Linked DNA regions of Homo sapiens: region 2 is linked to region 1. A link is a contact called in ENCODE Hi-C data. All regions are on one chromosome and are shown on one strand. Each heading gives the region's core, a stretch centred on a gene start or an enhancer-like site at or near the end of the contact. The rest is flanking DNA. Distances are from core to core; before and after follow the strand shown.

The links. Hi-C counts contacts between places; a loop is a spot of excess contacts on that map. Pooled maps may share reads with other maps.
Region 2: a pooled map shows a loop between it and region 1 (2.3-fold over the local background). The contact joins the enhancer-like site here to the promoter of FAM200C in region 1. A Hi-C loop is called at or near these places in 1 of 50 pooled maps.

The regions. Positions count from the first base shown.
Region 1 is chr5:160,398,238-160,401,902 of GRCh38, reverse strand. FAM200C (family with sequence similarity 200 member C) reads left to right here and starts at 1,849. Exons shown (of 2, transcript NM_022090.5): 1 at 1,849-2,264. SLU7 (spliceosome associated SLU7) reads left to right here. Exons shown (of 16, transcript NM_006425.5): 16 at 1-262. RefSeq lists enhancers at 2,160-2,309, 2,203-2,888, 3,208-3,665.
Region 2 is chr5:163,405,272-163,409,061 of GRCh38, reverse strand. All of the region lies in intron 1 of LOC105377700 (a long non-coding RNA gene), which reads left to right. Among named protein-coding and RNA genes, the nearest start is that of CCNG1, 30 kb to the left of the region's middle. RefSeq lists a silencer at 1,814-2,013. Within about 2 kb of position 1,566, at least 3 of the 41 ENCODE cell types and tissues checked have a DNase peak (open chromatin) inside an H3K27ac peak, as active enhancers do.

The DNA.
Region 1 (3,665 bases), core at 600-3,099:
CATTAAGTCAGCATCTCAGAAACAGTGGTGTGAGTAACTGAGTCAAATTGTCAAGTACTTTGGATATACATAGTGTCGAGCTTTAGATTGGTATGAAATTAAACAGCAATGCAAATAGATTTAATTCCTATTTACTTTAAGAATGAAAAACAATGTTCATTTTCCTACCTAAACAGGGTGGTTCAACATAAAGGCTGATGTTGTGTCCGTTTTGTATTTTATCTTTTGTTAAAGATACATAAATGACAATACTTAACTGTGAGTGGTTTGTAGCATTATTTCTAATATTTGGCAGAAAAGTTGTTTATGGGACAGGGAGGGGAACCTGGATTAGCTTCTGTGAGTTTAAGAAAATTTCAGCATCTTGTCACCTAACCTTTCTGGACCTCTTTCCCTCTTCTATGAGGCCTGGTTTACTTAGATTTAGGAAGAATTCTGTAATATCCAGAATCATGTCTTCTGTTTTATTTTGGAAAAGTAATGCCTAGCCAGCCTGGCCAACATAGCAGAGCCCTGTCTCTATGAAAAATACGAAAATTAGCTGGGCATGGTGGCACACGCCTATAATCCCAGCTACTCAGGAGGCTGAGGCATGAGAATTGCTTGAACCCGGTTCAAGAAGTTACAGTGAGCTGAGATTGCGCCACTGCTCTCCAGCCTGGGCAACAGAATGAGACCCTGTCTCAAAAAAAAAAAAAAAAAAAAAAGAAAAAAACATAATGCCTAGGACATTACTCAGATTGAGCTTTGATTTTATTATCTCAATAATAGCTGCCTTTTGAGTGCGAGAATTATGTACTGTAATTGTCATAATGTTATCTCCTTCCTCAAAAGAATTTCATGGGGTAATGGATGATATGTAAGTTTTACAAAAAGCACATGGAATTAACTCCAAGTAACCTGCACAAATCCTAACCGTTGGAGTCAGGACATGAAGCTAGCTGTGGGATTCTGAAGCCTACCCCTTTCTCTAGTATTGAAGGCCCTAATTTCTTGACCAACAAGGCTGGTCTTTAGCAGTTTCTTCCATCCACAAAAAACTTCAGCAGCCCGTCAATATTTACCAGGCTCACCCTTAACACCTGAAAATGATGTATCTGGCCCACATTCGTTGACGCCCCACCACTCCTCACACACACTAGTCTTATGGAATGCTTCTAACAAGATTGTACAAAAATGAGTAAACTCATTAAGTTTATAAGAATTCTGGAAAGACCCCCAAACAGGAAAGGGCTATATTCCGGTTTCTTTCAACAACGTTTCCTAGTTTCTACTTGGGATTTTTCTCTAAAACCTCTCTAATATGGGTTTATTTCTTTGAAATCATGTTGTTGAAAGAATTTAAAATAAAAATATTTCAGATATATGATGATGACATGGAAATTCATCCCTATGCTCCCACTTACGGAAAGTGGGATCAGCTTGCATAGGCAACAGTACACAAGCTATGGAAGCTCATCCTCCACTGCTGAAATGTCTAATCTGAAATTACAATGAGCTTCCTTCTCTTTTTCTCTCATTTATTCCACATGGAACATGGCAATTATCAGGCGTTTTATCTCCAAGCTCAAAGCCCGACACAATATAAAAGTTTAAGTGCTCTGCATGTTAAAAAGAACTATGTGGAGTTTACAGCCCCTTCCATTCCTGAAATTGTACAGTTCATCCTCTCTGGCAGACACAATAAACAAACGATTTCTTGTTCCACGTACACAATCTTAAAAAAAAAATTGGGAAGGGCTAGCGCGCATGCTCAATACTCAAGCCAGCCAGCCCATCCCACAGCCCTTTGCTACTGCGCCTGCGTGTGGGAGACGCCTCTCCCAGTTTGCGGGCGGGAAGCACCCTGGAGAACCCGGATGGAACCCGGGCCTGGCTGAGGCGGAGGTTGTTGCGGATGCTTCTCTCTCCAGGCGCACCGCAGATTCCTGCCCGGGGGTTGGACCCGAGGAACCGCCGTCTCTACTGGTTCCGACGGCCAGAGGCTGGGCCCTAGGCTGAGCGGAGAGTGGGACTGGAGCCTGAAACGGGCGCCTAAAAGAAGCCCGTGCATCCCATAGGCCTGCGCCTCAGGCTTGGAGACGGGCGGGCGGAGACCGCGCTGAGTCTTTTTTTTTTTTTTCCTAGCAGCTGGCGTTCTTATCTCACCCGGGAGGCTGTAAAAATCTCCGTCCTTAACAGTAACACCATCAGGTCCTATCAGTTAAGAGCTGCTTGTTATTTGCATGCATTCTTATAATTAAATCTCCTAACAACCCTGTAAGGTAGGTACTGTTATCCCCTCTGGAGGAACTGAGGCTTGGAAAGGTCCCATCCTGTAAGTGACAAAGCCACGATCCCAGGCGTTTGCCCCTGGAGCGTCTGCCCAGCCACCAAGTTCCTGCCCCCATTCTCCTGGCTATTGATTTTAACTGTAAAATGTAATGGTTAAATGCTCTGCCTCCCCAGACACCTGCGCCTATCATGATCTTGCATACGCAGTGGCTAGAAAGAAGTTGAATTGTATTTGGTTTGGAGTTTTAGGTTTACAGCTGCACTTTGGTGTTTTCACTGCTGGAATATATATATATTAGCATTCCCTAAATATTTGTTTTGTGAGTGTTCACTTTTAACTGATTTTTCTCATTTGTAATACTTTTTCATATCTACCCTTCATAAACTTGCAAAAACATTTTACTTTGTTATATCAGATCTTTCATTAAGCATCTGAAGATAATCTCTCAAAAGAATCATGCTTAAAATGAGTGATATCTATCTTAAGATAATGCTTTTTATCTTTTTATTATGGAAAGTTTCCAAAATACATTAAAATAGAACGGTGTAATGATGTATACCCATCATCCAGCTTCAAGAGTTACCAACTTAAGGCCAGTCATTTCTTTTATCTCCACCCCGCTTTGTGCATGTTTGTGAGTGTGCTGAAGTACGTATTTCAAAGGAATCCCAGACATCTTATTTCACTTGTAAATAATTGTCTGTATCTAACAAATGAGGACTTTTTAAAAACACAACCACAATACCATTATCATGCCTGTTTAACAATATCTCCTTATCATGATGCTTTTTAATGTTTACGTTTTTTAGGATATTGTAATTCCTAAATACCACAAAAGCGCAAGTGCAAATTGTGAGGTTCTAAAACACAAGCCTCTTGGGCAGTAAGTTCATCTTTGAGGCCCTTGAAAATTCTTGCCACCTGTTCTCCCTTTTTGAGGGTTATGGAGAAGAATACTTTAAATTGATTTTCCTAAAACTGTTCAAAACAGATAAATTTTAAATTAAAATATACTTGAGAGACATAGTCAAGGTGGATAGGAATGGACTCTTAACAGATCTTGTAATGATTTCCAGTTTGTTTTGTTTTTGAGACAGAGTCTCACTCCGTCACCCAGTCTGGAGAGCGCAGTGGCATCATCTCGGCTCACTGCAACCTCTGCCTCCCAGATCAAGCGATTCTCCTGCATCAGCCTCTCCAGTAGCTGGGATCACCATGCACAGCTAATTTTTGTATTTTTAGTAGAGACGAGGTTTCGCCAAGTTGGCAGGGCCAGTCTCAAACTCCTGACCTCAGGTGATCCGCCTTCCTCGGCCTCCCAAAGTGCTGGGATTATGGACATGAGCCACCGTACCCAGCCTTTTTTTGAGACAGAGTCTGGCTGTGTCAC
Region 2 (3,790 bases), core at 317-2,816, 3.0 Mb before region 1:
TCCTTAGCTAAATACATAGTAAAACCCAACGCAAAGTCAAATAGTATCTAAGTGAAATCAAATCAAAATGCAAATCCCCATGGGGATACTTTGCAGTAGGAATTATTTTTAATAAGATTACAAAGTAAATGAATCAGATTCTTTTTAATGTAACAGCTGACTGACAGCTGGTTTTGACAGGGTGAAAGCCTGTGAGACCACAGAACAGCAAGGCCTTGGCTGGGAATGTGGGGCACACAGTGGAGGAGAACTCGAAGAATGTGTTAGTAGTTTCGTTGCTGTGATTAAGGAAGTTGGCATGTTGCTGCCAATCAAATCTTGTGTTGAGGGGGTGTTTTTAAAATTAGAGATGCCTTTTGGAAAGATTCTCTAGCTCTGGTTCCTGAACACAAGGGGTTTGGTGTTCCTCCATGTAGCCACTAGATGGCAGGCTCACGCCATTTTTCAAGCAGCCAACCCTGTCTAAATTTAGGGGGGGAAATGAGCCTAGGAATTTGAAAAGGGTGCCAGCTTATTCGTTTTTATCCTGCGCGTGGTTTTGACATTCTATTTTTTTGGACTTCATCCATTAATTATGACACTCAAAGTTTTTTGTTCACTGAGAGGCAAAGAGCCAAAGCTTTAATTAAACCCGTGGGGGCACTGCCTTGCGGCAGAGAAGGGTAACTACCATGTGCCAGCGCTTACATAAATTGTTTCATTTAATTCTCACAGCATCCTCATGAAATAAGTGTTGTTATCCACAGTTTTACATAGGAGAAAACTGACGGTCAGAGAGGCTTAGCAAGAGCCCAAGACCACCCAGCTGAAAGGTAGAAATGAATTTGCCAGTAAACCACGCTCATTAAATTCTTGAGGAATAGTCATTGCAATTAGTAGATTTATTGCAATCTTAGGAAAGTACAGCTAGATTCAGCCCGAGGTTTTATGATGAAATGAGAATTATACACGTTTTTTTTTAAAAAAATATATTCTCAGTATTGCAACATTCTAAGTTCCACTGGTTTTATTTGCAGAATGGCATGTTAGCCTTTTCTAGATTTATTATAGAAAATAAATCAGTTTATTTTTATGTTTTTTGAGACAGAATCTCTCACTATGTCGCCCAGGCTGGAGTGGTGGAGAGGCGCAATCTCGGCTCACAGCAACTTCCGCCTCCCAGTTCAAGCGATTCTCCTGCCTCAGCCTCCCGAGTAGCTGGGATTACAGGCACCCACCAGCACGCCTGGCTAATTTTTGTATTTTTAGTAGAGACAGGGTTTTGCCATGTTAACTAGGCAGGTCTTGAACTCCTGACCTCAAGTGATCCGCCCGCCTCGGTCTCCCAGAGTGCTGGGATTACAGGTGTGAGCCACCGTGCTCGGCTGGAAATAAATCAGTTTTAATTAGGATTTAGAAATTAAATCTCTGAATCTAACTGAATGTTAGAATTGTAACCCCTAAGCTCCAAACTGTAATCTATTTGCATAGAAATTTAGGTGTGATTTTCTTGTAGCAGGCACCACTTTCTACTTTGTATTAAAATTGCATCAGTTCCTGAAATCCTCTACTTCCTTGTGAATCCAGGAAGACAGGCTCCTTGCCTGAGTCATTTTTTAATATTTTTGGCTTACGTTGCCTTTATTGATTGTTTTCCCAAAGCATTCAACTTAGTTCTCATAGAAATAGCAACTTTTCTCCCTTTTTGCCCTAAGTTTTCTTTGCCTTGTGTATTAAATTTTACTGTCTAATTACAAACACACTCTTAGTAAGCATGCAACACAGCTGGAGGCAGCAGAAGTGTGTGGGCATTCCAGGAAGTCACATACAAGCCTCAAACATTCAGCCTGCCCTGGCCACTAGTCAGTAGGTTTTGCAGAGGTGCTCGAGAATTTGCATTAATCTACTGAGTCTAGTAAGAGAGTTTCTACTGTATCTGGATTGTGTCTCTCAGATAGGCTGACAAAACCACAAGGTGGAAACCATGAATGGTATTAGTCCATCTCAATAATAAAGCAACATTTGGCTGCCATTTTATCTGTCTGACTTTTCTGAATCAACTGATATCTCGGCATCATATAGAGGCACCTTTGTGTGTGTGTGTGTGTGTGTGTGTGTGTGTGTTTGAGACAGAGTTTTGCTCTGTTGCCCAGGCTGGAGTGCAGTAGCACGAACTTGACTCACTGCAACCTCCCGCCTCCCAGGCTTAAGTGATTCTCCTGCCTCAGCCTCCTGAGTAGCTGGGATTACAGGAGTGTGCCACCACGCCTGGCTAATTTTTTGTATTTTTAGTAGAGACAGGGTTTTGCCACATTGCCCAGGCTGGTCTCGAACCCCTGAGCTCAGACAATCTGCCCGAGAGGCAACTTGTTGGGAGAAATAACCAGTTTGAATGAGAGATCCTGTAAGGATTGGTTGATCTTCTTGGGGAAGAAAAACTAAGCAAAATAATTAACCACGTGAAGAAACGATTTAACAGACACTTCTCTTGTCAGGCAAGGGAAGTAATGTTTATTGAGCTCCAATTTTATGCTGTGCACTGAGTCAGAGATTGCACACATGCCACCTGATTCGCTCCTTACAACAGTATGATAAATTAAAAATTCTTATTCCCATTTTACCGATAAGGAAACTCAGTCTCAGAACACTTTCAGTAACTTACATGTGATAAAACAGGTAGTAAGTGGCAGGAAGTTATCAGGAAGAGTGTGTGTAATCAGGGCTGGGGCAACACTGGTGCAAAATAATTTATGATAAGTGAAACATCTACAATTTTCGTAAGAACAGGATCAGTAATAACGTTGTGCTGAACCATACTGGAGCCCGAAGCCAAGGGAATTTTTTGATGCCCCTTAAATTCTGTGCCAAGACAGGAGCCTCATTTGCTTCGCCCTAGGCCCAGCCCTGCAAATACTACAAAGTGCTTGTTCAGAAAGCTTTTTTCCAACATTTATCTAATAACAATTTATTGACTGGCTACTGTGCACCCGTCACTATGATCGGGTTTTGAAACAAAACATTAAGTTAGAATGTACCTGATTTCTGCTTTCCTGATACTTGTGGAACACCCTGCTCAAAGCTGGAAAGTATTATTATACAATAGATGACTCTTAGCTGGAAAGTATTATTAGATAATAGATGACTCTTAGTCACTTACTCCTTTGTTGTAGATAAGGAAAATGTGGCAAACTAGAGCCATGGAATTGGACTTTCATGGCCCCCATGTCTCTGCTGAATTTTGTAACTTCAGAAAACAATTTGTAGATTGAGATCACAAAGTCTTATGTTTGATGTGTTGAATAAACCATGTTCTTCAAGATCTTCTCTTTCATTAGTATCCCTTGACCAGGCAGATTGGAATATTGTCCTAATCATGGAGACCATACGTTATCTTTCAGTTTCATAGTGATTACAAGCATGAGTTTTGGCACAGCCAGACTTGAGTCTGTGAGTTATTAAGAACAATTGGGGCCTGGTGTGGTGGCTCAAGCCTGTAATTCCAGCACTTTGGGAGGCCGACGCGGGTGGATCATGAGGTCAGGAGATCAAGACCATCCTGGCTAACAGTGAAACCCTGTCTCTACTAAAAATCCAAAAATAATTAGGTGGGCATGGTGGCATGTGCCTGTAATCCCAGCTACTCAGGAGGCTGAGGCAGGAGAATCCTTTGAACCCGGGAGGCAGAGATTGCAGTGAGCCGAGATTGCGCCACTGCACTACACTCCAGCCTGGGCGACAGAGGGAGACTCCGTCAAAAAAAAAAAAAAAGAAAAAAGAAAAATAAATAAATTAAAAAAAGGACAACTGGTAT